4 separate regions of the Homo sapiens genome follow, and all the other regions are linked to region 3. Evidence: chromatin loops called from intact Hi-C (ENCODE). Cell type or tissue: IMR-90. All regions are shown on one strand.

Region 1 (8,000 bases), 660 kb before region 3:
TACCCAGAGTAGAAAGTCAAAAAATTAAAGGAGATTAAGTATAGATAATACCACTTGACCCTCAGGATCCAGCAATTTCTGAAGGCAGATACCCCTGGACTTTTCAATTACATAATCCAGTATAAGCTGAATTTTTCTCACTTGTAATTAAAGGATTTCTAACAAAATAGTTAACTTTTGTGAATTTTTTTTTCTGGCAAAATAGTCTGCTTTACAAAAGTCAAATTTCAAAATGCATTCATTTATGCAACAAATTTTTTTTTTTTTTGAGACAGAGTCTTGCTCTGTGGCCAGGCTGGAGTGCAGTGGTGCGATCTCGGCTCACTGCAACCTCCGCCTCCCAGGTTCAAGCCTCAGCCTCCCAAGTAGCTGGGACTACAGGCGTGCACCACCACGCCCGGCTAATTTTTGTATTTTTAATAGAGATGGGGTTTCACCATATTGGCCAGGCTGGTCTCGAACTCCTGACCTCGGATCTGCCCACCTCAGCCTCCCAAAGTGCTGGAATTACAGGCATGAACCACTGTGCCCAGCTGCAACAAATATTTATTAAGCATCTACTACGTGCTGGTGTATCACATTGTGTCAGTCATGCTGAGAGTAAGTTAACTAGGATCGACTACATAGTGTTCCCAACCTAGGCACTATTAGCATTTTAGGTAAGATAATTCTTAGTTGTTGAGGATGATTCCAAGTGTGGCCTCTGGTCAATATATGCCAGTACAGCCCCCAGTCACTGTCACTGTGACAAACGAAAAATGTCACAAATTTTCAGAAGTTCCTCTAGGTGGCAGTACTATGCTGATGTAGAACAGTGAAGTTGGGGGAAAGACAGACCCTGACAACACAGAGTTAGGAATTTTAGAGCTCTCAGACATATACTATCTAAAAGACATGTCAGAAGTCCTGAACGGAAAAAAAAAAAAAAGCGGGGGAGGGGGGAGTTGTTCCAGAACACAGTGGTATGTAGTATTATAAGGTAAAAGGCAAGCAAGGGTTTTAATGAACTTAGAAGAGCTAAGTGAGTAGAAAGAAATCTTATAAAATATCACATGATTAAGGACAAACAAACAGAATGCTTGAGGCCACCTATAGCCAGAAGTGAGCTAAAACAAGCTAACAGTGAAATAGAGCTTTGATCCTACAAATTCAAAAGGGGACGTTCTGCAGGCAATTGGTTCTCCCTCTCAACAAGGCAAGGTCAAGGAAAGGTCATAAAAAAAGGGATGAGGAAGAGAACTGTTCAGATTAAAGAGGCCTAAGCAAACAACCAAAAGCAATGTGTGGACTTTACTTATATCCTGATTTGAACAATTTAGCTGTAAAGACATTCTAGGGACAATTGCGGATGTTTAAACACAGACTAGATCTTAGATGATATTAAGAAATTGTCACTTTTCTTTGATGTAGTTACATAGAAAAATGTTCATGTTTTTTGAGAGGTATATTCAGCATGAACAATTATGTCAAGCTGCTTAATATCTCAGTACCTCAATTTCATCAGTAGAGATAACAATTACTTCATACATTGTTGAGAAGATTGAGTTAATATTTATAAAGTGCTTAAAAGAATACCTAGCATTGCCGGGCACGGTGGCTCACGCCTGTAATCCCAGCACTTTGGGAGGCCAAGGTGGGTGGATCACCTGAGGTCAGGAGTTCAAGACCAGCCTGACCAACATGGAGAAACTCCGTCTCTACTAAAAATACAAAATTAGCCAGGGTGGTGGCACATGCCTGTAATCCCAGCTACTCGGGAGGCTGAGGCAGGAGAATCGCTTGAACCCCGGAGGTGGAGGTTGTGGTGAGCTGAGATCGTACCATTGCACTCCAGCCTGGGCAAAAAGAATGAAACTCCGTCTCAAAAAAAAAAAAAAAAAGATAACTTTTCAAGGAGACCAGTTACAAAATACAAAGGAAAGGCAATAAATAATACAAAGAAATTGGACCAGGTACGGTGGCTCACACCTGTAATCCCAGCACTTTGGGAGGCCGAGGCCGAGGTGGGTAGATCACCTGAGGTCAGAAGTTCAAGACCAGCCTGGTCAACATGGTGAAACCCCATCTCTACTAAATATACAAAAATTAGCCAGGCTTGGTGGCGGGCACCTATAATCCCAGCTACTTGGGAGGCTGAGGCAGGAGAATCATTTGAACCCAGGAGGCAGAGGTTGCAATGAGCCGAGATCGGGCCATTGCGTTCCAGCCTGGACAACAAGAACGAAACTTCTTCTCAAAAAAAAAATACAGAGAGCATCAGAACAGAAAGATAGATTAGCGAATAGAAAAGAGATCAATGGGACGAAAAAATGGTGGAAGGAAAAATAATCATGAAAGCCAGAGGGGGCCGGGCGCAGTGGCTCATGCCTATAATCTCAACACTTTAGGAGGCCGATGCAGGCGGATCACAAGGTCAGGAGTTCAAGACCAGCCTGGCCAAGATGGTGAAACCCCGTCTCTACTAAAAATACAAAAAAATTAGCCTGGCATGGTGGCGGGCCCCTGCAATCCCAGCTACTAAGGAGGCTGAGGCAGAGAATTGCTTGAACCAGGGAGGCGGAGGTTGCAGTGAGCCAAGATGGCACCACTGCACTCCAGCCTGGACGACAGAGCCAGACTCCCTCTCAAAACAAAAAGCCAGAAAGAACATATGTGGGAATTATGTTAAACTTTAAGTGTGAGAGAGATGTGAGTGAGAGATCCAAGGAGAGATATAGGACAACCAGGAGGTACCATTCCCCAAATAAGCCAATGAAAATGCTACATATGGTCGGGCACGGTAGCTCACGCCTGTAATCCCAGCACTTTGGGAGGCCGAGGCGGGCGGATCACGAGGTCAGGAGATCAAGACCACAGTGAAACCCCGTCTCTACTAAAAATACAAAAAAATTAGTCGGGCCCCGTGGCGGGCGCCTGTAGTCCCAGCTACTACAGAGGTTGAGGCAGGAGAATGGCTGAACCCGGGAGGTGGAGCTTGCAGTGAGCCGAGATCGCCCCACTGCACTCCAGCCTGGGCAACAGAGCGAGACTCCGACTAGGGGAAAAGAAAAAAAAAAGGCCAGGCGCTGTGGCTCACGCTTATAATCCCAGCACTTTGGGAGGCCGAGGCAGGCAGATCACGAGGTCAGGAGATCGAGACCATCCTGGCTAACACGGTGAAACCCCGTATCTACTAAAAGAAATACAAAAAAATTATCCGGCCGTGGTGGCGGGCACCTGTAGTCCCAGCTACTCTGGAGGCTGAGGCAGGAGAATGGCGTAAACCCGGGAGACGGAGCTTGCAGTGAGCGGAGATCGCCCACTGCACTCCAGCCTGGGCGACAGAGCGAGACTCCGTCTCAAATACAAAAAAAAAAAAAAATTAGCCAGGTGTGGTGGCTAATGCCTGTAGTCCCAGCTACTCAGGAGGCTGGGGTGAGTGAATCACCTGAGCCTGGGGGCGTCAAGGCTGTGGTGAGCCCACCGCGCCCAGCCCCCACTCTTATTTCTTAAATGATTATTCATCACATGTTCCAACAATGCTTCTAGGAGTTATTACTTTACACTGATCCAAATTAGCACTTTCTTCCCATCATTTACAATTTAATTTTCTCCCAGTGAAACGTTGAATTTAGAATTAAACTATATCATTTTCAAAACGTAAGGTTTTAACAGTAAATTATTGCCACTAGAGGGCACCAGAAGCTCAGAAGCATAAACATAAAAATAGTTTTCACGAACCACATTTAAGTATTAAAAACAAAATACAGTGCAAGTTATAGTGTCAAAAATATTTCGAAGCCGGGCGCAGTGGCTCACGCCCATAATCCCAGCACTTTGGGAGGCCAAGGCGGGTGGATCACCTGAGGTCAGGAGTTCCAGACCAGCCTGGCCAACGTGGTGAAACCCACTCTCTACCAAAAATACAAAAATTAGCCGGGCATGGTGGCGCAGGCCTGTAGTCCCAGCTATTCTGGAAGCTGAAGCACGAGAATCGCTTGAACCCGGGAGGCAGAGGTTGCAGTGAGCCGAAATCGCACCACTGCACTCCAGCCTACGTGACAGTGAGACTCTGTCTAAAATAACAACAACAACAACAAAATTAGAAAAGCATTCACATGCCTTTACTTTTTTTGATTAATATTTTAAACTGATTTTTAAACATTGTCACTAAATGTTTCAAACTCTTGAAAAAGTAAAAAAATCAATAGGATCATATTATAAAGCTTTGTTGCAATTTTAAAATAGAGGTTACTGATTCACCAAATTACCTTGCTTTATTAAGAGTAGACATTTGAACTTACTAATTTTTCCTTTATCTAACATGTTTCCTTGAATTTATTTATGTTCCAATGATTTATTTAATCCAATATTAAGAAAACATTTGTTTTAACTTGAGTAATCAATTGAAATTCAAATAAATAGCCCTTTGAGTTCTGAGCTTTCAATATGGCAAACCACCGATTGACTGGGGCATCTTAGACAAAGTCACATCTAAAATGTTGGAACTCTCTGCACCTTGGTAATTTACCTGAAATGTCTGTTCCCCATGCCCAGCAAATTCAAGACTCAACTCAGATGTTGGTATGGCTTTCTCTAGCACGACATCACCTGCAGAAAAGTTAATTATTCCTTCCTCTGTGCTTCTCTGTATTCCTACAACACTTGGTGTAGCCAATGCAGTTAGATGAAATCAATATTTCTTAAGAACGTACTATGTTATTCAGAACCTACCGGAGGCTCAGTTCCTTCTTTCAAGGAGTTTATAGGAGAATAGAGTGACATGAGGAAAAAAGGCAATTGCATGAAAAAATATGGTATTTTTCATGCAACAGTATGAGTATGGTAAGTGAAGAAGTATAGTAGAGGAAGATGACAAGCATTTTGTAGGCATTTATTATTGAAAGAAATATTTCCAAGCACTGTCTTTGCACTTAACTTCGAAGAGAACTTTATTTTTATTTTATTTTTATTTATTTATTTATTTTTGAGACGGAGTCTCACTGTGTTGCCCAGGCTGGAGTGCAGTGGCGTGATCTGGGCTCACTGCAACCTCCGCCTCCCTGGTTCAAGCGACTCTCCTGCCTCAGCTTCCTGAACAGCTGGGACTGCAGGCGCGTGCCACCACATCAAGCTAATTTTTTGTATTTTTAGTAGAGACGGGGTTTCACCGTGTTAGCCAGGATGGTCTCGATCTCCTAACCTCGTGATCCACCCGCCTCGGCCTCCCAAAGTGCTGGGATTACAGGCATGAGCCACGGTGCCAGGCGAGAACTTTATTTTTATTTATTGAGCACCAACTCAGAACACTGTTTAAGACACCATAGAAAGGCTTACAAAAGAAATAAATGGCACAGTTTCTAATTCAAGATATTTCAAGCATACTGGGTAAGTAAAATATGTATGCCCAAAATTTCAGGACATTATAAAAACAACATACATTCAAATGTAATTCATTTACTATAAAAATGCACGTGTTTACTTTATAAAGAAGGAACGCATGGCCGGGTGCGGTGGTTCATGCCTGTAATCTCAGCACTTTGGGAGGCCGAGGCGGGCGGATCATGTGGGCAGGAGTTCAAGACCAGCCTGGTCAACATGGTGAAACCCTGTCTCTACTAATAAAATACAAAAATTAGCTGGGCATGGTGGCGTACACCTGTAATTCCAGCTACTCGGGAGGCTGAAGCAGGAGAATTGCTTGAACCTGGGAGGTGGAGGTTGCAGTGAGCCGAGATCGCACCACTGGACTCCAGCCTGGGTGACAGAGCAAGACTCCATCTCAAAAAAAAAAAAAAAAGAAGAAGAAGAAATACATAATAAAACCACTTAACGGACTTTTGATTTAATATATCGAAAAATAAGAAATCCCATTAAGTCTCCAGGAAAGAGCCCACCTTTAAGAATATGGAATTTGGGGCGAGGGATAGCATTAGGAGATATACCTAATGCTAAATGACGAGTTAATGGGTGCAGCACACCAACATGGCACATGTATACATATGTAACAAACCTGCACGTTGTGCACATGTACCCTAAAACTTAAAGTATAATAATAATAAAATTAAAAAATAGAAAAAAAAAGAATACAATGAAGAAAAAAAAAAGAATATGGAATTTGAGGCTGGGCACGGGGGCTCACGCCTGTAATTCCAACACTTTGGGAGGCCAAGGCGGGCGGATCACAAGGTCAGGAGATCGAGACCATCCTCGCTAACACGGTGAAACCCTGTCTTTACTAAAAATACAAAAAAATTAGCCGGGCGTGGTAGCAGGCGCCTGTAGTCCCAGCTACTCTGGAGGCTGAGGCAGGAAAATGGCGGGAACCCGAGAGGCGGAGCTTGCAGTGAGCCGATATCGCGCCACTGAACTCCAGCCCGGACAACAGAGCGAGACTCCGTCTCAAAAAAAAAAAAAAAAGAATATGGAATTTGAAAAATATTTTTCTCCCAACTCTATACAGAATGGAACGTAACTGGGGTGGGCAGGTGGGTGGGGGTGAAACCAAACAGTCAACCATTGATTTATGGCCTTGAAAGTAGTAGTCAAGGAGCCTGGGGTAGGGGGTAACTATAATCTTGCCAAAGTTACTCAACCACATTAGATCTCAGTTTCTACATCTATAAAATGAGAAGCTCATATTAAGTGGTTTCTAAGGATCCTTCCAGCCCTACTATGCTGTGATTTTTACAGTGTCAGCTACTGAAATTAAGTGGTTGAATTTAAAAGACATTACAGCTATGGAATCAGTTGGAACTTGGTGATGAATTAATAGCAGATGATGAAGGAAAGAGAAAAATATATATATATGAACGTAGAAGCACTTTGAAAAGTACAAAGTCCTCTACAATGTATACAGCCATAATAATCATTATTAATCAAATATGTCCAAGTCTAGAGGACTGGAGAATGCTGGAATGATGCTACTGAAGCAAATCAAAATCAGAAAATGGGAGGGTAAAAGAGAAAATGGCTTGCTTTTCACATGCTGATTTACTCACCCCCCTACCTCTCAACACTATTGAGATGGAATTTACCACCAAGGAACAGAGCAAAGAGGATGCTTATTTTCATGCAACTTCTGTCTTTATTCTTATAGTCTGAAAACACTTCCTAGGAAGGTAAAGAAAATAGCTATTCAAATGTGGTAATTAGAAAGATTTGGGCCCAGCGTGGTAGCTCACGCTTGTAATCCCAGTGCTTTCAGAGGGTGAGGCAGGAGGATCGCTTGAAGCCAGGAGTTTGAGACCAGCCTGAGCAATGAAGCGACACCTTCTCTCTACAAAAAATAAAATAATTTTTTTTTATTTACAGGCACAGTGGTGTGTGCCTGTAGTCCCAGCTACTCAGGAGGCTGAGGCAGAAGAATCACTTGAGCCCAGGAGTTTGAAGCTGCAGTGACCTATGATCACGCCCCTGCACTCTAAACTGGGTGACAGAGCGAGACCCTGTCTCTTAAAAAAAAGCTATCTTGTAAAGACTGCTCTGATAGTAGACCTAATCCATAGTATTTTTTAAATGAAAATCAAAAATAGAAAAACTAGGGAGAAATAACATTTAATCAGAGAGTAAAATATATTTAGGTTTGCATTTCAAGTATAAAAAGGACCATAGGAAGATAGGTCACCTATAAAGGTCCTAAAAGGTTTCTGCACTAGATAACTATGTTGCTATGTGATTCGAAATTCTCCCTAGAATCACCATCATGGGCACAAGGTTCCTCATCCCCAAAGTGGCCACTGCACACATCCACAAGTTCACTAACTGGGGCAAGGAAAAAAAGAATTAGCCAGTATTCCTATTAGCAGAGTTTGATGGAAAGGGGCAAATCCGTGGCGTCGTTACTACAGTATTTGGCAAAGGGTTTTGAGAAGATTGATTAGAAAGCATTTTGTGCCAGGCGCAGTGGCTCACACCTGTAATCCCAACAGCTTGGGAGGCTGAGGTGGGCAGATCACGTGAGGTCAGAAGTTCAAGACCAGGCTGGCCAACACAGTGAAACCCCGTCTCTACTAAAAATA
Region 2 (8,000 bases), 500 kb before region 3:
ACTCAGGAGGCTGAGGCAGGAGGATCGTTTGAGTTGAGATAGAGTCCAGCCTGGACCACATAATATGACATAGTATGATCCCCCTCTTATTAACAAGACAATAAAAATATGCTGTCATCTCACAGTAATGAAAAGGTCTTAATAATCTATTGCAATAAAAATTATTTAAATCTGTTTTTAGCTTTAAGATAGGAGTACATTTGTATTTTTGTAATGGCTCTTTTTTTTTTCTTTTTTCAGACGGGTTCTTACTCTGTCACCCAGACTAGAGTGCAGTGGCACAGTCACAGCTCACTGCAGCCTTGACCTCCAGTGCTCAAGCCATCCTCCTGCTTCAGCCTCCAAAGTAGCTGGGACCACAGGTGCACAGTACGATGGCTGGATAATTATTTTTTATTTTTTTATTTTGTAGAGATGGAGTCTGACTACATTGTTCAGGCTGGTCTTGAACTCCTGGCCTCAAGCAATCCTCCCACCTCCACCTCCCAAAGTGCTGGGATTATAGATAGGCATGTGCCTGGCCTATAATGGCTCTTCTTACTACAACTCTCTGAAACAACCTCTTTATGTATGTTGGTGGTAGAAGGAACTTTCAAAACAGTGTGTTCTTTGAAGATACCCTTAATGCCACTTCTGCCTCATTTTTAAAAGTATAATTAACTACATATTGCAAAAGAGCTATTCTTGCGAGAAGGTAGTATGCGAATTAATTTTGAAAACTGTATATTAGAAAATTGTAATTCTGGCTTGGCACAGTGGCTCACACGGGTAATCCCAACACTTTGGGAAGCCAAGACAGGGGTATCATTTGAGGCCAGGAGTTTGAGATCAGTGTGGGCAATACAGTGAGACTCCAACTCTAAAAAAAATTTTTTTAAATAAAAATAATTAGGTGGCATGGTGGCACATGCTTGTAGTCCCAGTTACTCAAGAGGTTGAAGCAGGAGGATTACTTGATCCCAGAGGTCAAGGCTTCAGTGAACAACGATTGCGCCACTGCACTCCAGCCTGGGTGACAGAGCAAGACCCTGTCTCTTAAAAAAAAAAGAAAAAATTCTAATTCTAAAATATAGGTTGAATATTTTTAAGAGCTACTTGGTTGGCAGTTGTGCTTATATATAAGTGTTATTAAAGGAAAGTGACCATTATTTGAAGAAATATACTACTTTATCTCTGGTCTGTTGGGGAAGTGTTTTTTCTTCATATTTGTTAAACATTTAAACAATTACTTTTGTAGTTGAATTCATTTTCTGTGTCTATCCAAGTCATATGAAAAATTATGGTTATTTTGTATATTACTTGATGAACTAAAAATGACTTGTTGCTGTTGTCAGTATCGTGTTTTGTGATTGCTAGGAGATGATTCATTCTTCAAATAGTCAATTACACTTTTTCAATTTTTCTTCCTTTCATTTCTTACTAATTTTAAAATAGATGATCTGCATTAACATAGTATTAGGTTTGACAGGTGATTTATTATGTACCTGGCATTTTTTTCTTTTTCTATTTTTTTTTTTTTTGAGACGGAGTTTTGCTTTGTTGGCCAGGCTGGAGTGCAATGGCGTGATCTCAGCTCACCACAATCTCTGCCTCCAGGGTTCAAGCAATTCTGCCTCAGCCTCCTGAGTAGCTGGGATTACAGGCATGTGCCACCACGCCAGGCTAATTTTGTATTTTTAGTAGAGATGGGGTTCCTCCATGGTGGTCAGGCTGGTCTCGAACTCCTGACCTGAGGTGATCTGCCTGCCTCGTCCTCCCAAAGTGCTGGGATTACAGGCGTAAGCCACTGCACCCAGTTATACCTGGCATTTTTTTCTAGTGTTCAAAGATTTAATTAAAAATTTAGAATCAGAATTTTCTAATGTGCTAAGTTTTCAAATTAATTAGCATAGTGACTTACCTGCTAAAGTACCCCTTTGCCAGGGAGAGCTAGCTTGTATGTGTGTGTAGACAGAAGCAAGATAGAGATGGCAAGTGTGTTTTCACAGGGCAAACTTAAGTTTTGCAATTATTTTTCCATCAAAATCATGAATCACCTGTGAAACTATTCTAGCTAACTAGATAACTTATTCATATTTTATCCTAGTTCTCTTCCTCGGGAAGTAAAGAAGAGACTGCTTTTCAAGCTGTTATTCCTAAACAAATAGAGAGAAAAACCTGTGACCCTAAGGTAAAATTTGTGAAGAACATCGATTTATTTAACCAACTACATTTTCTTTTCTGTTTAAAACAAAAAAACAAAAAAACAAGTATCAGAGTTTTCACAGGCAGAAGGTTAGTAGCATAATAAATAAGTCTGGTTTTAAGAACAAGAAAAACTATTTAATGACTCCTGCCCCCCTTTTTGGTCTTAAACTTTCTCTATACTACTAATGAGCTAATAATAACAGTGTTTACATTATCCTTCCGTACATAGGATACTCTAGGGGTTGGACACAAAGCCATGTAGAGTAAAATTAATGAATACTCTGTGGGGAACAAAATGAGTATCTTTATACCCTTTAACTTATTATAGTCTATTCTGCCACTTATACTTCTGAGTATATAGAAGTATACGTAACCAACATCTAAGTAGTGCTACCTATTCTATATCAAAAATTAACAAAGACAACAGCATAAAAATGGATGGGTTTTGTAAATAGCAGTTCTACTCCTAAAACCCAACACACCTCTGGAAGAGATCTACATGGCAGCATAGAAGGCAAGGTACCTATTTTGGCCAGGCATGGTGACTCATGCCTGTAATCCCAGTACTTTGGGAGGCCAAGGCGGGTGGATCACTTGAGGCCAGGAGTTCGAGACCAGCCTGGTCAACATGGCAAAACCCCGTTTCTACTAAAAATACAAAAACTAGCTGGGTGTGGTGGTACACACCTGTAGTCCCAGCTACTCTGGAGGCTGAGGCATGAGAATCACTTGAACCTGGGAGGTGGAGGTTGCAGCGAGCCAACATTGTGCCACTGCACTCCAGCCTGGGTGACAGAACGAAACTCTGTCTCAAAAAAAAAAAAGTGGGGGAGGTAATGTACCTGTTTCCTTGTGGGGAGTATACATTACCCATCAGACAAAGCAGAAGCAGAAATATACAGAATCTTTAACAGTTGAGACTCATTTTTATTGCAATGTTTATTTTTAAATTCAGAAGAATATTTTCCACCAAAGTCCTATTAAAGGGGCATTTAAATTAGATTTTTCTTTCAAATGTGTGATTTACAGTTCTTCATTTTTGAATAAGAGTATATTCAAATTATATATTACTGTCATTTTGTTAGTTAAAAATGAATTAATCCTTTACCTACATTCCTTTGACTCTGTTACAGTCTTATTTTTCCACATTTTGGGTAAGCTTTACTTTGTATGGAGTAAAAAATCCTAGAACCCTCCAGGGGGCAGCAGAGAAAGCCATTTGAAGCCTGAAAACAGACTGAGTGAAAGAGCCTGTCTAAGGAACATGTCTACATTGGAATCACACTCTTAGGCTTTTGCTCTCAGAGCAGTAGGATATCACATCTTTCTACTGAGAGGCAGAGAGTCCACCACCCATCCTGCAGTTGAGCCTGATATTTTACAAAACCCCTAAGTAAAGAGAAATGCTGTTTGCATTCTTTCTCATTGTTCCCTTTCTGTTACTGGCTGTTTATTTATTGCTTCCTGTATACCAAGTACTGTGTGGTACCTAGATGAAGCAAAACATCTCTGCTCACAAGGGGCTTACAGTACAATTAGTACAGAAATAAGGAAAAACTTCATTGAAGTATGAAGTTGTGAGTCTATAATATATAGTATTGTATGTAATGCATAGTTGTATAATATATAGTGGAAGCATTGAGAAGCAACTAAATATTTCTGGTTTAATTAGCTATTATTATTATACTCATCTTTATGCTTGTAATAAAATTATACTTATTCATTTGTTTCCCCCTCATTGGCTATAAATCATACTTTTTTTTTTTTGAGATGGAATCTCTCTATGTCACCCAGGCTGGAGTGCAGTGGCGTGATCTCAGCTCACTGCAACCTCCAACTCCTTGGTTCAAGCAATTCTCCGGCCTCAGCCTCCCGAGTAGCTGAGATTACAGGCGTGCACCACCACGCCTGGCTAATTTTTTATATTTTTAGTAGAGATGGGGTTTCACCATGTTGGTCAGGCTGATCTTGAACTCCTGACCTCAAGTGATCCACCCACCTTGGCCTCCCAAAGTGCAGGAATTACAGATGTGAGCCACCATGCCCAGCCTAAATCATACTTTTTAATGTTGAACTTAAATGTAGTTAAATCGATGCACTTTGAATTTGTTACCCATAACGTATGTTTTAGGATAATAGGAGAATTTCCCGGTTTTCAGCATTAGTTCCTGGTATTTACAATAGTTCCTGTAATAAAAAGCTGAATTATGTATTGTATTCTGTGTGTTTACTTTGTGAATATATATGTCAACATATAGTTATGCAGTTCTTATTTTTAATAATTTACCTGTAGCCTGTTGAGTTTCAAGGACATCAAGTAAAAGGATCAGCTACTAGTGGTGTAATGGTCAGAGGACACAGCTCACAGCTAGGATGCAGTCAGTTTCCAGATAGCACTGAGTATGAAAACTTTATGACAGAGACACCAGAGTTACCTAGCACGTGTATGCAGATTGACTTCTTGCAGGTAAAAATATTTTTATAGTTGCATTTTGCCAAATCATTTTCTTTATGTTAATACTACATTTTGTGAAAATAGTATAGTTGTTTATACAGTTATAAGTTAAAAAGGAGTACAGTAAATTGACAAGAAGCATAATATCTCAAAACTAAATAACAAAAGTATTTTACTTGAAAGATGTATTACTTTTTTAACATTGGGAGTTTAACAGATTACTTTTCACTTCAGAGAAGACTATAAATTCATGACAAAAGCAAACAGGTACATTACACAAAGAAAATACTCACCTGTTTAACATCTAATAGATTTTTTTTCTTCTGATATTTCCCTTCTCTCTTTAAATATGACACTGAGTACCTCTAGTTGCTACCAAAGGCAGATTTCTGGGGATGAAAATAGAGGTCATGAGGTTAGAATGATAAGCATGTATTTGAAACAGTGTTCATCAAAGAGATTTTTTTTTAAATTTCCCTTTTTGTCAAAGCATAATACATATGAGAAGAAATAAAGAAAAAAAAGCATAATACATATATGAAATAAGTAAATCATCACAAAGCATACTCATATAACCTCCACCTTTAACAAATAGAGCATTCTCAGCATCTCAGAAGCTCTCCTTCTGCCCCTTTTCAATCACTACCCTTTTCACTTTTCCCTAAGATATCCACTGTCTTGACTTATAACCATCTATTAGTTTTGCTTTTAAAACTTTATATAAATAGAATCATACACAGTGTATTCTTTGTGTCTGCCCTCTTTTGTTTAATATTGCAATTCTGAAATTCATTTATGTTGTTGCCTGTGGCTATAATTTATTCATTTTAATTGCTGGTGTAGTATTCTGTTGCATAAATATATCCCAATTTATCCATTCTTCAGATGTTTGTGTTATTTGTGTTAAGGGACTATTACAGATACTGCTGCTGTGAACATTCAAGTACCATCATGAACATGTACATATACACACATGCGTGACATACTTATGTTGGTTATATTACCTAGGAGTAGCATCATTGAGTCACTGGATAGGATATATTTACTTTTAGTACATAATGCAAAACTGATTTCCAAAGTGGTTTTTATAATTTACATTTCCATTAGGAGTGTATGAGAGTGCCCATCACTCTACATCTTTACCAACACTTGATGCTGTTTTTGGTTTTCAGTTTTAGCTATTCTGGTGGGTATATATTGGTACTTCAGTTGTAGTTTTAATTTGCATTTTCCTGCCTGATAGTGAGGTTGGGACCTTTTTTGTATGCCTATTGGCCATCTCTTTATCCTCTTTGATGTAGTGCCTGTTCAGCTTTCTTCCTTTTTTTTTTTGAGACAGAGTTTTGCTCTTGTTGCCCAGACTGGAGTGCAATGGCGTGATCTTGGCTCACTGCAACCTCTGCCTCCTGGGTTCAAGCGATTCTCCTGCCTCAGCCTCCCAAGTAGCTGGGATTACAGGCATGTGCCACTGAGCCCAGCTAATTTGTATTTTTAGTAGAGATGGGGTTTCTCCATGTTGGTCAGGCTGGTCTCGAACTCCTGACCTCAGGTGATCTGCCGGCCTCGTCCTCCCAAAGTGCTGGGATTACAGGCGTGAGCCACCATGCCTGGCCTCTTCCTCATTTTTTAATTGACGTGCTTATCTTTTAAAAAATTTTCTGGAATTCTTTATATAATTTGGATACCTACTCATTGTCAGTTGTATGCTTTGCAAATATCTTTCCTGACCCTTACTTACCTTTTCACTCTTAATGGTATCTTTGATGAATCAAAAATTTTTCTTTTTTTGTTGTTTTTTGAGACAGAGTCTTAACTCTGTCACCCAGGCTGGAGTGCAGTGCATGAACATGGCTCACTGCAGCCTCAACTTCTTGGACTCAAGCAATCCTCCTGCCTCAGACTCTCGAGTAGCTGGGACTACATGTGCCCACCACTATGCCCAGCTAATTTTTTTTTTTTTTTTAGACAAGGTCTTGCTCTGTCACCCAGTCTGGAGTGCAGTGGCGTGATCTCAGCTCACTGAAACCTCTGCCTCCTGGGTTCTAGCAATTCTCCTGCCTCAGCCTCCCGAGTAGCTGGGATTACAGACATGCGCCACCATGCCTGGCTAATTTCTTGTATTTTTAGTATGGTTGCATATACATTTAGAACTAGCTTAACAATTTGCTATGTTGGCCAGGTTGTTCTCAAACTCCTAGCCTCAAGTGATCTGCCTGCCTCGGCCTCCCAAAGTGCTGGGATTACAGGCATGAGCCACTACTCCCGGCTGCCCAGCTAATTTTTAAAATTTTTTTGAGATGTTGTTTCACCAGGTTGCTGCTGGTTTTGAACTCCTGGGCTCAAACGATCTTCCTGCCTCAGCCCCCCAAAGTGTTGGGATTATAGGTGTGAACCACCACGCCTGGCCTAGTTTATCATTTTTTTTTTTTTTTTGAGATGGAGTCTTGCTCTGTTGCCCAGGCTGGAGTGCAGTGGCGTGATTTTGCCTCACTGCAACCTCTGCTGTTGGGGTGATCAGACCCAACACCAGGTTGTAGGGGTGATGAAGTCTGGCAGAGTCAAAGGATTGAGAAAAAGACAGTATGAGAAGTAAAACTGGGACCAGGTGGCCATCGCGATCATGGAGGCTGCGAAGGCCCCGATCTCTGGGAGCCCACACTGTTTATTGGTAATCCAACAGAGAAACAGGTGGTGAGAATGTGGAGGTCAAAAGGGCAGGCACATGATCTACAGCTGTGACAGTTTAGCATTTATAAGGAACGTGTTCTGCTACTTGAGATAATGGGAATAGGAGCCTAGGAGGGCTAGAAGCAAGGAGCCAGCAAGTCTACACACATTCCAGAGGACATTATGTCAGTCATGCAAGCCCTACCTCAGTTTCCCTCCCAACACTCAGCTTGTTCCCAACACTCCGCCTCCTGGGTTCAAGTGATTCTCCTGCGTCAGCCTCCCAAGTAGCTGGGATTACAGGTGCCCACCACCACGCCAGCTAATTTTTGTATTTCTAGTAGAGACGGGGTTTCACCATGTTGGCCAGGCAGGACTCGAACTCCTGACCTCGTGATCCGCTTGCTTCGGCCTCCCAAAGTACTGGGATTACAGGAGTGATCCACCACACCTGGCCCTAGTTTATCATTTTTAATGTAATTTATTTGCTGTTTCCTTTACGATTAGCGCTTTTGTATCTTAAGAAATCTTTCTCTGGATGACAAGGTCACTCACACCTGTAATCCCAGCACTTCAGGAGCCTGAAGCAGGAGGATCACTTAAGGCAAGGAATTCAAGACCAGCCTGGGCAACATAGTGAGACTCGGTCCCTACAAAAAAAATTTAAAAATTAGGTAGGTGTCATGTTGCG
Region 3 (8,000 bases):
TGTCTGGCATTGCCAGGCTACTCATACTGAGAGAGAGAGAGAATGAATAATTTACAGAATGAATATCTAGGCAACTTCAATTTAGGTGGTGTGCAGCAGAAATGAAGGGATAGAAGTGAAGCTTGAGACAAGGGATTTCAGAAAATTCTCCAAGTAGTCCCAGTGAGTATGAACTGGATCCTAATTGTGCGACAGGCTTCATTTCCTATGCTCCTTGATTTTTCGTCTCTGAACTGTTTAAGGATACAGAAGAAATGACCCATTCTCACTTAGAAAGAGTGACGAGCTTGTGGGGATGGGGATTTTTCCATTTTGTTTGAAACAAATTATGTACAGTGGAATACATGTAGGACTGAAATTATGGGAGCCTTAAATTTATTCTTCACAGGATTTTGAATCAAACAAATATTGATTAAGAATGTTTTGTAGGCCGGGCACGGTGGCTCACACCTGTAATCCCAGCACTTTCGGAGGCCGAGGCGGGCGGATCATGAGGTCAGGAGATCGACACCATCCTGGCTCACACGTGAAACCCTGTCTCTACTAAAAATACCAAAAAAAAAAAAAAAAAAAAAAATTAGCCGAGCGTGGTGGCGGGCGCCTGTAGTCCCAGCTACTTGGGAGGCTGAGGCAGGAGAATGGCATGAACCCGGGAGGCGGAGCTTGCAGTGAGCCGAGATCGCGCTGCTGCACTCCAGAATAATTTTGTATTATTTACAAAAGAATGTTTTGTAAATAATAATATAGTAATGCACTATGAAATAAGAAGTGGTCTGTAAAAGGAAAAAAAAAAAGGCCAAATTTTAAAATCAAAGGGTCACTTATTGTTTCAGGAAATAGCATGTCTTTATCATTGTCACAAAAACCAATAGCAGAAATAGAAATATGCGTCAGTGTTATTTAGGATTGCACTTGAACAATGCTAATTTGCACAAGGCAATTATTTTATAAACTTTTGAGGAATGGGGATTATGTAGAGATGAAGGTTAGAATAAAGGTAGGTATGTAAGCTTGTAGGGAGGAAGATTTGTTTGTCTCTACCCACGAATTGGGCCAATTCCCGGATGTCACATCACAAGCCAGATTCCAGAGGAAATGGCGGTTGACCTTTTATTTCTTGTTCAATGCCATTGGACAAAAACACGAGTTTAACTTTCAAGTTGCTTTTGGCAGAGGCCTTGGGGTTGCTCCTCTGCCCCCAGCTCTTTTCTGAGTGACACACAGAGCCTCAGCCATCCTTAACAGACGTGTTCTGAGTGCTGTTTCTTGGAATAGCAAATAATACGGCCAATACCTAATTTAGAACTTTTATTCTGTGCCAAGTGCTATGAGCTTATTTATGGATTATCTCATTTAATCCTCATTATTATTTATAATGTAGATGTTGTCATTATCTCCATTTTATGGATAATGACACTGAGGCTTAGAGAAGCTAACTCACTTGCCTAAGATTATATAGCCATTAAGTAGCAGTGACCAGATCTGAACCCAGGCAATTTGATTCTAAACTCTCTACTGCCTCTCTTAATGGCTGCCCATCAGGGAATTCACTCTTCATGGTGGATGTAGTGCAAACTTGATAGATAGAATGGAAGGCAAATGTTAAATGCTATATGACTTGCCTTACACTTATTCATGTCAGAGTGGAACTGCCAAAGGTCAGGATTGTTTGGAGGTCCATAAAAATTCTATATTGCTTGTCTTCCCTGTGCAAAGTGCTCATTGAACATCCTATCCCCAACCTACCCGACTCCTTCTCCATCTCTCATGGGGTAAAGAGGGGAAACAAACTCTTTGGCAAAAATAGACATTATGGTGTAAATCAACTAGGTAAATGAACATCCCCCCACCTTATCTTTATAAAGTATGAACATTGAAAGAAAATCAGAGTTTTTAAAAAGGCAAATTTTGCCATTACAATTTGAATAAAGAACTCTTTTGTTTGACAACATAAAGCTTTAGATGAAGTACTATTTTAATATGTAAAAGATTAAGGACAAATTAAAAGCTAAAACATTCTCCGTCAATACTTGAAGTTGAGCAAAAATCACAGGATATAGGTTAAATTTAAACAATTTCCACAGCAAGGATGGTGTTCAAAGTCATCACCCAGTAGGAGGGTGGCCCCTATTCCTGAGTTTTGATCCTTGACCATGATTCCTGGCCTGCAGACACCCAAAGCTGCTTCATCTCACTTTATATCTCTCAGAATGCCCTAGAATTTCTCTCTTTGCTTCTCCAGGAATCCCTATTACCAGCCCCTCCTACTCTCCAATTCTCTGACTCTTGATTTTGGATTATATTTAAAATTGCTATTATTGTACTATGTAGGCCCTTTCTTAAAATTTTAGACTCTCAAATGTTGCAGTCATACACTTCCTTTTTCCAAATTAGAAACTAAGAAAAATAATAGCAGCTCTCTTCTGCTTCCATCCTTCCCCTCTTTACAAAAAAGAATCTTAGAACTCTCAAAATAAAAATATTCTTTTCCATAAATCGGTTCTTCTTCCTGTTGGAACTGTACTTGATCAATATCTCATGACATACTTAATTCTGCTGCTTTCAGCAGTAAGTTTTGGGTAATAATTTTCAGGGACAAGGCAACTCTGCAATATTACCTTATCCATTAACCAATGAATCAGGTAAGAAATTTTGTTTTTCTTCTTTTTCCCTGATAAGCAATTTAAAATACATCTTTTGTAATATTTGGATATGATTTTAAGATAGCACATAAAACTTCCAAAGAATTTCAATTTTGCCATGGACAACTTGCCCTCAAAGTCATTGTCTCCCTCTAGTTTTACTTTCTATTTATTTTTACTTTCTATTTAATTTTCTATTTAAGTTTCATTTTTATGGTAGCTAGACATCCATTGTATGGACTTAATTACTGTACAAAGTGTATAGTGCTCACAATATTTTTAGGGGCCCACAAAAATATATGAATTTTATTTCTAATTCAGAAGGAAAGATATAATGATAATATTTAATAATTAATCCAGCCTGGGGTGTATACCAAAGCAGTCACAAAATATAATTGTGTGTGTGCATGTGTGTGTGTATGTGTATTCTTTTCAATGAAGGAAGGGGCTCTGAAGGCAAAAGTGCTTGGAACTCATGATAGTCATAACACTATGAAAGTGGCTAGCTTCTTTATAGCAAGTGAACATTTTAAAACTGACAGCCATATTCCATATTCTTCAAAGTTTTTATGTTGTTTGTGGTTTTGATGATCATGTGAACCATCCCCACATTATGCAATTTATTGGTCACAAATTAAAACTAAAATGGAGTATAAAGTTCTGAGAATATGAGTCTTGAACAATAAATAAGCCTTCAGGTATTGATATGTTATCTTAATTTGGCTTTAGTCATTCCTTATCATAAGTTTTATTTATTTATTTATTTTTAATATAAACTTAAAATAAAATCCTACCCCCCTTCCCCACCAACTGAACAAACCCCCATTGTGCCCAAGAGAACTCCAGGAAAACCTTAAAACTGAGTTCCCAGCCATGATGGAATGGGAGGTCAGACACATCTCATTAAACCCTTTCTCTTTTATGGTTTAGACAGAACAACTGATCAGCATTAATGTTAAAATAGAGATCATAAGACTGACAGAACAAACTCTTCGTGGCAGTAAGATACCATATTACACCATGATACAAACAGGACCTAAGGCCATGCCAGGCAAGGATTAATTCACGCACCCCCTACACTTAAGTAATAAACTAGGTTTTTCTTTTTCTCTGTCAGCTAAACAAGCACTGGCTTCGAGATAAGCAATATTAAAACAATTTGCACCTCTACCAGATTCTGACCCCCACTCCCTGTTCCACCCACTCCCTGTTCCACCAGCCATAGCTATAGCTTTGATTGGACAAGAGACTGATTTCAATAACTTTCTCCTGATCAGAAGATCATGGACCATGGACTGGTTCTGGGCGGTTTACAGATATTGTGCACTTGTATGCCTTCCTGCCCTGAAAGAAACTTTTGATTTATAGGGCCTAATTGTAAATACATTTAAATGTTAAGTCTCCACCCCAAAGTAAACATGGGTCATGTTACATGCATGTTTGTTCAATAAGCATGTAACATCCAATATGTGTCAGGACCACCCTCATGAATATTCATAGCTCCTCCTATACCTGTTGAATATGTACGTTTAGCCAACCTGTTCAGCATAAAGCTCCCACTCCAAGCACTCCTCCTGTGAAGTGCCTGTCTCTGGTCTTGCGGGAGGCATTTTTCTAAATGCCTTTAGAAGAAACAAAGTCTTTCCTTTTCTAAATCTACATTTATAAATCCTATTTTTTTTTAAGTTAACATAAGACAAGGTTTTTACATGTAACATTATTGGCTTTGTTTACCTTTATTATTTTCCAAAACTATGGCACCATCTACTGGTAGTTTAAAGAACGGTTCTACATGCTTAGATAATGGAAACGGTTCAATCCTACATCCCATGTATTTACAAAAGACAGTTCACATTACTCCCTCCTCCTCTTGCCAATTCAATGCCTTTTAAAAAATCTACTCTGTCCCTTAAAAGTCCGTTTTTACCTCTCCAGCAATGCCATCTACTTCTGTAGTTTCTATTGAACCATAATGTTCAAACTCCAACTCTGATATTTTTTCCTGATGTTTTCCTAGCTTTGTCTTTTCAACTGCTAACTGAACTGGATACCTTTTCAACTCCAGCTGAAAGGCATCAGCTGGATTAAGGATGGCTGCTGTTAAGCCATCTCTGGCAGCACCTCATACACATCAGAAGTCCATCTTTGTCTCATCTCACATAGGACAACTCTCTGTTGTACTTTGCCTTTATTTCCAGAAACTGCCTTCTGTGTCCATACCTTCTGCTTTTGTAGTCCAGCTCACTCACTTAACTCACATCTTTGTCATCTATGCCTTTCTCTATGGAAATTTTCTGGCGCTGACCTATTTCTGGCTATGGAACCTCTCAACTATGATTTCCTCCCCTTGCTGGATCATTCCTGACAGCAACTCTCGGATGCTGCATTCTCTGAAGCACTTAGATGCTTAGAGCCCTTAGATGAGGGCTCAGACTAGCCCTTGGTCTACCAGTAGTTATACTGGCTGCTTATCAGAGTGCTGGGAACCCTTCTTAAAACTCCAGATACTCAGATCTCTCCTCAAGGGATTTGATTCAGTAGCTCTACTGGAGACCCTGGGAATTTTAATAAATGCCTCAGAAGATTTCTGGTACAGCTGTTTCATTTGGGAACCAACAGCCACAAGATAAATTATGTGTCACAGAACACAAAGCTCTGCGTAAACTGGCCCAAGTCTATCGCTGTGGTTTCATATTTTGCCATCTGATCTGCCATTCTTCTGTAGGCATTTTCCTTATTCCTTGTTCTTTCTCTTTTTGCTCCTTCCTAGTTGGAAAATTTCCTCTCATCTTTTTTTTTTAATTTTAATTTTAATTTTTTGAGATAGAGTTTCGCTCTTGTCACCCAGGCTGGAGTGTGGCATTGTGATCTCGGCTCACTGCAACTTCTGCCTCCCAGGTTCAAGCAATTCTCGTGCCTCAGCCTCCCGAGTAGCTGGCACTACAGGCGCCCGCCACCATGCCTGGCTAATTTTGTATTTTTGGTAGAAACAGGGTTTCACCATGTTGGCCAGACTGGTCTTGAACTCCTGACCTCAGGTGATCTGCCCACTTTGGCCTCCCAAAGTGCTAGGATTATAGGCATGAGCCATCATGCCCGGCCTTCTTCTTATCTTTTAAATCACAGGTCAAATATCATCTTCTCTTTAGGGATTCCTTGTATTCTTCTTTTGCCTCCCTTTTCATTAAGCAAAATTAATCTTTCTTTTAGCTGTGCCACTATACCTCAATTGGAGCTCACATCACAGAGTCAGATTCACACTCTGAATCCAGGTGTTTATGTCCTAAAAAACCTAGAGAGTAAGTGATCATTAAAACATGGTCTATGGATCTCCTGCTTCACAATCATCTAGGGTGTGTGATCAGTGAAAGATTTTCACTGCAGATCTATTGAATTAGACTCTCTGGGGATGAAGTCTGCAATTGGTAAAATTAGTGCAGGTAAGTCTTCTGCTCATTAAAATTTGAGAACCATGGTTCTATCAGCTGTAGAAATTCAGGACATCAGCTGAAGTGACAATTCTTCCATGAACTGCATTAATCAACAGGACATATGTCAGGAGCTCAGAGCACTCACATCTTTATCAGCAGCAAGGCCAAGGGGTTGGCTTCAGTTATTGGTGTTGAAGTTAGCGTTAGCGGTACCACTGCTTACTTTTCTTTTGTTTGTTTTTAAACCATTGGTTTTCCTTTTAAACAGGCCTCCCAATTAAAAACAATGCTAGGTAAAAGAAAATATACTTGAGAGCAGCATCTTATTTATGTGTTAAACCATGGTTCTTCTCCTAAAACCTTAACATTCCCTGGCCTTAGAATTTATTATAATCCTAAATTTAAGAGGATGATCTATATTGTTATATTGTCATCTTCATTTCCCTCTTATGCACTTATTGAGATTAGGACCCATATCTAATTGCTCCTCAGTCTTTTTAACCTGGAATCTCCAGGTTTTTTAAAAAAATAATTTCAACTTTTATTTTAGATAAAGAGGGTATATGTGCAAATTTGTTACATGGTCATATTGTGTGATGCTAAGGTTTGGGATATGATTGAATTTGTCACTGAAGAAGTGAGCATAGTACCCAATAGTTTATTTTTCAACCCTTGCCTCCCTCCCTTCCTCCCCACCTCTAGTAGTCCCCAATGCCTATTGTTCCCATCTTTATGTCCATGAGTACCCAGTGTTCAGCTCCCACTTGTAAGTTAGAACATGCAGTATTTGGTTTCTGTTCCTGCATTAATTTGCTTAGGATAATGGCCTCCATCTGCATCCATATTGCTGCAAAGGACATGATTTCATTCTTGTTATGGCTGCATAGCATTCCATGGTGTATATGTACCACATTTTCCTAATCTAATCAACTGCTGATGGACATCTTGTTTGATTTTATGTCTTTGCTATTGTGAATAGTGCTGCAATGACATATGGGTGCATAGTGTCTTTTTGGTAGAATGATTTATTTTCTTTGGGGCATATACCTAGTAATGGGATTTCTGGGTTGAATGGTTGTTCAACTCTTAGTTCTTTGAAAAATCTTTAAACTGCTTTCCACAGTGGCTAAACTAATTTACATTCCTTCCAACAGTGAATAACCATTCCCTTTACTCCACAGCCTCACTAGTATCTGCTGTTTTTTTGACTTTTTAATAATAGCATTTTGAGTGGTGTGAGATGGTATATCTTGTTATGGTTTTGATTTGCATTTCTCTGATGATCAGTGATGTTGAGCATTTTCTCATATGTTTGTTGGCAGCTTGTATGTCTTCTGTTGAGAAGTATCTGTGCATGTCGTTTGTCCACTTTTTAATAGGATTGTTTGTTTTTTGCTTGTTGAATTGTTTAAGATCCTTACAGATTCTGGATACTAGACCTTTGTCAGATGCATAGTTTGTGAATATTTTGTCCCATTCTGTAGGTTGTCTGTTTACTCTGTTGATAGGTTTAATTTAATTTTATTTATTTATGTATGCTGTGCAGAAGCTCTTTAGTTTAATTAGGCTCCACTTGCCAATTTTTGTTTTTGTCACAATTGCTTTTGAGGACTTAGCCAAAAATTCTTTCCCAATGCCAATGTCCAGAATAGTGTTTGCTAGGTTTCCTTCTAGGATTCTTACAGTTTGAGGTCTTACATTTAAATCTTTAATCCATTTTCAGTTAATTTTCATATATGATGAAAGGTATACAGTTTCATTGTTCTGCATATGGCTATCCAGTTATCCCAGCATCCAGGTGTTTTTCAAAATAATATTATCATTTTTCACCTTGGGAGACTCAAACAGATAAATGGGATTATACATATTCTTATAGTTCTTTGGTAAACAATAATATAATCACTGTGTAGTCTCTTTCCTGGATCAG
Region 4 (8,000 bases), 220 kb before region 3:
AAGGCATCCAGGACAAAGTGGGGCAGGGAGGCTAAAAGTTGAGATGTGTGATAACAAAACGCCGTACGATTGCCCCGTAAGTTTTATGGACACGAGGGCCACAGTGGTCCGGAGAAGGAGTATTTACAATTATCAATGTGAATGTGAACTCTACTCACCAGTCTGGACTTTGAATGTGAATGACCTAAATATACCTCAAGTCCCTCACTTCTAATACCATCACAAAATATTTCAGCTTAATTCCTGCCCTGCAAGGGAATCTTGAGAGGATACGATATTTCATTTGCTTAACTATACATTTCTAAGGAACTGTTTAAGTCTGACCATATTTATTCATATGATCTTTGATTTGTAGTTCAATTTACAATTTTGGGGAAAAAAATCATGGCTGGTAAATGGGAATAGTGTCTAAAGTTTTCAAAGAAATTTGGTACGTGCCAAAAGCCTGCATATATAAAGAGCTGTGATTACTGCAGTGCTGATTTAGGGAGATAGGTGCATTACCTTAGATTATTTGAACTTCATCAGTGATTACTTTGTATAGTGAGTCCTAGATTCATTTTCCATGAAGTAATGTGCTTAGATATTTTATTATAAAGCCAAGTAGCCTACAATGTCTTAGCTTTTGTTATTCTTCTGATTTTTCCTCCTTATCAGGTCTGAAATTTGAAACTATTCCCTCAAGGGATTCACTCTATTTGCCCCCCCCCCCCTTTTTTTTGGTTCCTCAGTGACTCTCCTTCTTCTCATTAATTAATCAATTTGCTTCAACAAATATTTATTGAACCCCTCTGATGTTCCAGGGTAACTACAATTCTTACTTTCACAGAATATTTTTGGGACAGACAATCTACCACAAGCTCTGGGCATCTCTGCAAGTTCTTGCAGTGTATGTCAAGAATGAGAGATCAGGCCTGGTGCAGTAGCTAACACCTGTAATTCCAACATTTTGGGAGGCTGAGGCAGGATGATCATTTGAAGCCACGAGTTTGAAGCCAGCCTGGGCACATAGCGAGAACCTTAGATAAAATAAAAATAAAAATATTAGCCTGTAGTGGTGGCACATACCTATAGTCTTAGCTACTCAGGATGCTGAGAGGGAGGATTTCTTGTGTCCAAGAGTTTGAGGTCGCAGTGAATTATGATTGTGCCACTGCACTCCATCCAGGACAATAGAGTTAGACCCTGTCTGAAAAAACAAAAACAAAACAAAACAAAACAAACAAACAAACAAACAAAAAAAGCCAGGCCAACCTCTCCTTACCTGGGAATTTATTAGAATTTGCAGCATCTTTGAGGAATGAGGTCATGTCTCTCACTGGGACAAAGAGCAGGCTTTTTTTTTTCTTTTTTTTTTTTCTGAGATGGAGTCTTGCTCTGTCACCCAGGCTGGAGTGCAGTGGCATGATCTCGGCTCACTGCAAGCTCCGCCTCCCAGGTTCAAGCCATTCTCCTGCCTCAGCCTCCCCAGTAGCTGGGACTACAGGCGCCTGCCACCATGCCCTGCTAATTTTTTGTATTTTTAGTAGAGACGGGGTTTCACTGTATTAGCCAGGATGGTCTCGATCTCCTGACCTCGTGATCCGCCCGCCTTGGCCTCCCAAAGTGCTGGGATTACAGGCATGAGCCACCACGCCTGGCCAAGAGCAGGCTTTTTATAAAAGCAGTGGGCTCCCTAAGCCCAGTGTTCCTTGGCTGCAATAGAGACAAACCCACTGACTGCATGCACAGCATCCACTGGCCCACTCACTACTACTCCAGTGGGACTTGGAGGACATGAGGAGCAGATGTCAGCATGATGTTCATGCTGCTTGATGTACTATGGGTACTAAAACCTTTTGTCTCTGTCTCAGGAGTTTCATGCCGTCTGCCAAAATCCATGAAATAACAGGCTAGCTCATTAGCTTATAAGGAGCGTAGAAGCAAATTACAGACTCTGACAAACTTAATATTTTCCAAGAATTGCCTCACTCCTAGATGAGCCTCTCACAGAGTAAAATTTTATGTAATTTCCTAAATATTCATCTTAACTGAAATAGGATAAAGGCAAAAATGGCAACTTTATTTGACATACATTTATTTTTTGTGTGTTCTATGTTGTCCAAAACGTATAGCCTGTGTATTACCAATTCCATGCTTTTCAAAAAAATCAAATTGTTAAAGATTAAGATTTGTGGCACCAATAATGCAAATTAACCAAAATTTTCTGGATACCTGCTATGTGCCAGGATCTGTAAGGTGATATAAGGATGAATTAGACATAGTTCTGGAATTTTAGGGCTCAGGGTTTACTAGAGATGACAGGCAAATAGGTCTGAAATAAAAGACTGAATCTGCTCAGATATAGCAAAATTCCAAGCAAAGAATGGGCAAAGAATGATTGTGATTTGTAGTTTAATTTACCACTTTGAGGAAAAAAATAATGATTTTTTATACAGGGAAAGGAGGTTTAGTTAAGATACGCTTTGCTTAGAAGACCGACTAGGACATTGAAAGATGGGTAGGACTCCAGACAGTGGAAGTGAAAGGGGTAGGCTCTGAGGAGCAGGGGTGGATGGCAGTGTGAAGAGATGCACATCAGACAGATGTGGTGAGATGTGGGGCACAGCAAGAGCAAAGACACAGAGGGACCTTGTAGAAAGTGACTGCGGTCAGCAGGAAGTCCAGGTTCTCAGGGGTGGCTGTGGCTGGGCTGATGACTGACACAGACTTTAATCAAGTTTAGGTGCTCAGGCAGGCATGGGGCATTTTAACAACACTTTACATTGGCAAAGTACTTTATTGCTGTATAGCAGCTACTCAAATACTCTTTAGTAATGTTATTTCCATGAATCTGTTAATTTTACCTTATCTATTTTATTTATTTTTAAGGGAAATAAATGACATAAATGGGTATTAAGAACTTAATTCGTTCTTGAGTCCTATTTCAATTTCACTTAATTTCCCCTTTTTGATTTGAGGCCAAACTCATTGATCTGGGGCCCTGTGGTAGATTGTTTCCTATTTTTTGTTTTTCTCCATTGTAACTAATGAATTAATTATGCAGCTTTGTTTAATATCTGTCTTCCTCACTATAATTTAAACTCCAAGAAGGCAGGAAATGAGTTTGTTTTGTTCCCTTCTATAACCTCAGTACCTTGAATAACTCCTAGCACATAGTAGGTGCTCAAAAAATATTTGTTGTTGTTAAATGTTTATAAAAGCAGATGCAAGCTAAATCTGGGTAACCTATCTTGTTGATTAATCCTGTGCATTGCTTACTGTTGATAAGTTGGAAATATTTCTTTTTATTTCAGGGATATCTGTAGTGTTCAAAGAAGGTAAGATGCCTTTTGTCATCTCTAAAGTATTAAATTCTCTGCCTACACTCTTGAAGTGACAAGAACAGCATGCTTAATTTTAATTCATACTCTTGTCTCTTTGAAATAATGTAAAATTTTTAGAATATCTCTTAATGTTGATTCTCATCAGTCTTACCAGAAATTTCCACAAAATTTGCTTTATAAGTACATTATCAGATTATCTGAAAATTCTGTGACAATGTTTATGTCAAAGCTTCTGGCCCATAAAATAAGCCAGTCTGGGTGTTAATGAGGATGCCAACACCAACAAATGTTTGCCGTCATTCACATCAACCCCCATCTTGACGGTTTTCTGCAATTTCTGACAGTAAAGTTGGTTCTTCTTTCTAGTGCCTCACTGCCGCCCTCTACTGGTGGCACTTATCAGTACAGGTATAAGCAATTTCACTTTTAACTAGTGTGTTTATACTTACTAATGAAAACAAATGTGACACTCTACACAACAGAACAGGTCTAAATAAATTATAAGACTCAGTAATGGCCTGTAAAAATGGAAAATTTTGTGGAACATTAAAATAGCAGTGCATATTATGCAACTGACAAATACTCGTATTTGAATTTCATTTCAGTAAAGATCCATTAATCTTTTTGAATTTTGTCTTATGAAAAAACTCACTAATCCACTGTCCCAAAATCTATGATGTTTCAATATATCAATGATTAAAATTATAGTTGTATGCAAATACATGGAAATTAAATAACCTGCTCCTGAATGATTGTTGGGTCAACAATAAAATCAAGGTGGAAATTTAAAAATTCTTTGAACAGAATGATAACAGTGACACAACCTACAAAACCTCTGGGATACAGCAAAGGCAGTGATAAGAGGAAAGTTCATAGCATTAAATACCTACATGAAAACGTGTGAAAGAACACAAATAGACAATCTAAGGTCATACTTCAAGGAGCTAGAGAAACAAGAACAAACCAAACCCAAACCCAGCAGAAGAAAAGACATAACAAAGATCAGAGCAGAACTAAATGAAATTGAAACAAAAAAGACAAAAGATAAATGAAATGAAAAGCTGGCTCTTTGAAAAGTTAAATAAAATTGTTAGACCATTAGTGAGATTAACCAAGAAAAGAAAAGATTCAAGTAAGCTCAATTAGAAAAGAAACGGGTGATATTGGCTGGGCTCGGTGGCTCACGCCTGTAATCCTAGCACTTTGGGAGTCCTAGGCGGGAGGATCATGAGGTCGGGAGATCGAGACCATCCTGGCTAACACGGTGAAACCCCATTTCTACTGAAAATACAAAAAAATTAGCCGGGCGTGGTGGCAGGCGCCTGTAGTCCCAGCTACTGGGGAGGCTGAGGCAGAAGAATGGCGTGAACCTGGGAGGCGGAGCTTGCAGTGATCCAAGCTCGCGCCACTGCACAACAGCCTGGGCCACAGAGCAAGACTCCGTCTCAAAAAAAAAAAAAAAAAGAAAGAAATGGGTGATATTACAACCAATATCACAGAAATACAAAAGATCATTCAAGGCTACTGAAAACCTTTACACACATGAACTAGAAGACCTAGAGGAGATTAATAACTCTCTGGAAGTATGCAACCCTCCTAGATTAAACCAGGAAGAAATAGAAACTCTGAACAGACCAATAACAAGGAGTGAGATTGAAATGGTAACTAAAAAGCCACCAACAAAAAAAGTTCAGGACCAGATGAATTCACAGTTGAATTATATCAGACATTTAAAGAAGAATGGTACCAATCCTATTGAAACTATTCCAAAAGATAAAGAAAGAATCCTCCCTAAATCATTCTATAAAGTCAATATCATCCTAACATCAAAACCAGGAAAGGACATAACAAAAAAAGAAAACTACAGGGCAATATTCCTTATGAACATAGATGCAAAAATCCAGAACAAAATACTAGCTAACAGAATTCAACAGCATATAAAAAAGATAATCGACCATGATAAAGTGGGTTTCATACCAGGGATGCAGGGATAGTTTAATATCTGCAAGGCAATAAATGTGATACACCACATAAACAGAATTAAAAATAAAAATCACATGATCATGTCAATAGATGCAGAAAAAGCATTTGACAAAATCCAGCATCTCTTTATAATTAAAACCCTCAACAAAATTGGCATAGAAGGGGCATACCATAAGGTAATAAAAGCCATTTGTGACAAACCTATAGTCAACATCATACCAAATGGGGAAAAGTTGAAAGCATTCCCCCTGAGATCTGGAACAAGACAAGGATGTCCACTTTCACAACTTCTATTCAACATAGCACTGGAAGTCCTAGCCAGAGCAATCAGATAAGAGAAAGAAATAAAGGGCATCCAAATTGGTAATGAGGAAGTCAAACTGTGACTGTTTGCTGATGACATGATTGTATACCTAGAAAACCCTAAGGACTCATCCAAAAAGCTCCTAGAACTGGTAAATGAATTAAGTAAAGTTTCAGGATACAAAATTAATGTACACAAAATCAGTAGCTCTGCTATACATCAACAGTGACCAAGCTGAGATTCAAATCAAGAACTCAACCCCTTTTAAAATAGCTGCAAAAAAATAAATTACTTAGGAATATGCTTAACCAAGGAGGTGAAAAACCTCTACAAGGAAAACTACAAAATACTGCTGAAAGAAATGATAGATGACACAAACAAATGGAAACACATCCCATGCTCATGGGTGGATAGAATCAATATTGTGAAAATAACCATACTGCCAAAAGCAATCTACAAATTCAATGCAATTGCCATCAAGGTACCACCATCATTTTTCACAGAATTAGAAAAAATAATTCTAAAATTCATATGGAACCAGAAAAGAGCCAGCATAGCCAAAGCAAGACTAAGCAAAAAGAACAAATCCGTAGGCATCACACTTTCTGACTATAAGGCCATAGTCACCAAAACAGCATGGTGTTGGTATAAAAATAGACACATAGTCATTTTAGAATGACTAAATAGAAATACTGTTAATGCAAAAGAGCCTTATCTATTAAATGCTCCATGGGTCCATAACTTGCAAACAATGCTGGTTCTGAACATGTACATGACCCCAAAGTCTTTGGTCATGTTCTCTTGTATTCTTCCTTACTCTCAGCACACACCCTATAGGCAACAAAGCTGCCAACCTCACCTCATAAGTATGGTCTTTGCTTCTCAGTCTCTCTTCTTGCTGCCTGCTTCAGGGTTTCTCCCTGTTTAGTTTGGACCACTAGCCTCCAGGCTGGTCTTCCTGCCACTTGTCTCTTTCCCAGTTCCCATTCTTTATGCTTCATGTGCTGCCCAGATAGGTTCTTAGAAAGCAGAACTGACGGTGTTACTTTCCTACTTAGAAACTCCTGGCTCATTGTTGCCTATAGGATGAAACACAAACTCCTGAACTTGGCATGGAGGGTCCAAGTTGCCACGCTCAGCACTACCTGCCATTAGTGTCGCTTCTACCACTGTGAACTTGCCCTTAGTACTCTGGAATGGTGTCCCCAGGACTCTGTTTTCAACAGTATGGCAGAGTCTAACATCATGCTCTGTCATAATTCAGTTTCTTAACTGTCTCCCAGTAGACTGTGACTTCTGTGGGTGACCACAGTGTCTCACTCATTTTTTTCATTTCAGCTTCTCATGCTGTGACTAGCACACTGTAGAAGCTGTGTGAATGGACACATAAATGAATGAATGAATGTTCCTCTCCCCATTTTTATCTAATAAACTCATCAGTTTTCAAGTCTTAGGTTATAAAGGTACTTCTCTAAAGACTTTCTTGACTCTAATATGGCAGAATTAATTGCTGTCATGGTAGTTGCATATACTCCAGTCTTCCATGTTAGGTCATAAGTGACAGAAGCAACCTGGAGAAGTGAAAAGGATATGAGCTTCAGAGGCAAATGACCCTGGGCTAATCACTTAGCCTTGACACTCACTATCTGTGTCACCTTCAATAAGTAGCTCAGCTTTTCTGAAATGAACACTCGTTTCTTCATCTTTAAATGGAGTTAACACCACTTCCTCATAGGACTGATGCAAAGATTTAATAAGCAAGTAAAGGTTCATGACACATGAAAATTTCATTAAATTTCAGCATTTATTTCCTTCCCCCGAGGGTGAAGACCCTATTTAATTCATACCTAGGTTCCCAGAACTTCAGAAACTATAGAGAATCAATAAATGTTTGTTGAGTAAATAAATGATTCCCAGAGTTGTAGTTAGTCAAAAGTAGTGTAAGTATATACTTTAAAAAGGTCTTTTAAACTAATACAATTGTTTATTAATTCCTTTCTACTCACTTAGTATAAATATCACATCCTAATACCCTGAAATGTCTTGAATCAAATTCTTCTCATTTTTATGACGATAGTATCTAAAGTACACACACGTCTTGTGGTTTGAGGCATATTTTCAGACCTTTCAATTATACTTCCATTTGTACATTTCCTTTATGTAGTCACTGTAAAGTATGTTTGTGAAGTGCTTGGATAATAAGTAACATTTATTTTGTAATGGTATATATATGTAATAATTTTAAGTAAGACAAAGCAAAATATAAAATTGTTCATACAGTGTAATAGCAACTCTGCAAAAAATCATCGAAAACCACTGACATTTTCTTCCAAAAGTAGAAAAATCCATCCTAAAATTTATATAGAATCTCAAGGGACTTGGAATAG

The links. Peaks named below come from ENCODE experiments on the same cell type or tissue, not always from the same donor. Only the 100,000 strongest peaks of a DNase experiment are listed, where the experiment ranks them.
Region 1: a loop joins it to region 3, with 2.9 times the contacts of the local background. A loop is called at or near these places in 10 of 110 quality-filtered maps.
Region 2: a loop joins it to region 3, with 6 times the contacts of the local background. A loop is called at or near these places in 32 of 110 quality-filtered maps.
Region 4: a loop joins it to region 3, with 7 times the contacts of the local background. A loop is called at or near these places in 24 of 110 quality-filtered maps.

What each region holds. Positions count from the first base shown.
Region 1 is chr4:112,758,588-112,766,587 of GRCh38, reverse strand. It overlaps a transcript of ANK2 not described here. Among named protein-coding and RNA genes, the nearest start is that of MIR302CHG, 110 kb to the right of the region's middle. RefSeq lists enhancers at 6,141-6,435, 6,174-6,987, 6,988-7,801. In IMR-90, CTCF peaks have their summits at 796 (motif pointing right) and 3,669 (motif pointing right); no DNase peak of the experiment used is centred here.
Region 2 is chr4:112,600,178-112,608,177 of GRCh38, reverse strand. ZGRF1 (zinc finger GRF-type containing 1) reads left to right here. Exons shown (of 28, transcript NM_018392.5): 9 at 2,087-2,170; 10 at 4,481-4,654. Among named protein-coding and RNA genes, the nearest start is that of ZGRF1, 33 kb to the left of the region's middle. In IMR-90, a CTCF peak has its summit at 3,383 (motif pointing right); a DNase peak (open chromatin) is centred at 3,417.
Region 3 is chr4:112,096,271-112,104,270 of GRCh38, reverse strand. All of the region lies in intron 1 of LINC02945 (long intergenic non-protein coding RNA 2945), which reads left to right. Among named protein-coding and RNA genes, the nearest start is that of LINC02945, 12 kb to the left of the region's middle. In IMR-90, a CTCF peak has its summit at 4,410 (motif pointing left); a DNase peak (open chromatin) is centred at 4,400.
Region 4 is chr4:112,317,688-112,325,687 of GRCh38, reverse strand. All of the region lies in intron 2 of ALPK1 (alpha kinase 1), which reads right to left. Among named protein-coding and RNA genes, the nearest start is that of ALPK1, 24 kb to the right of the region's middle. RefSeq lists an enhancer at 6,402-6,451. In IMR-90, a CTCF peak has its summit at 3,716 (motif pointing left); a DNase peak (open chromatin) is centred at 3,687.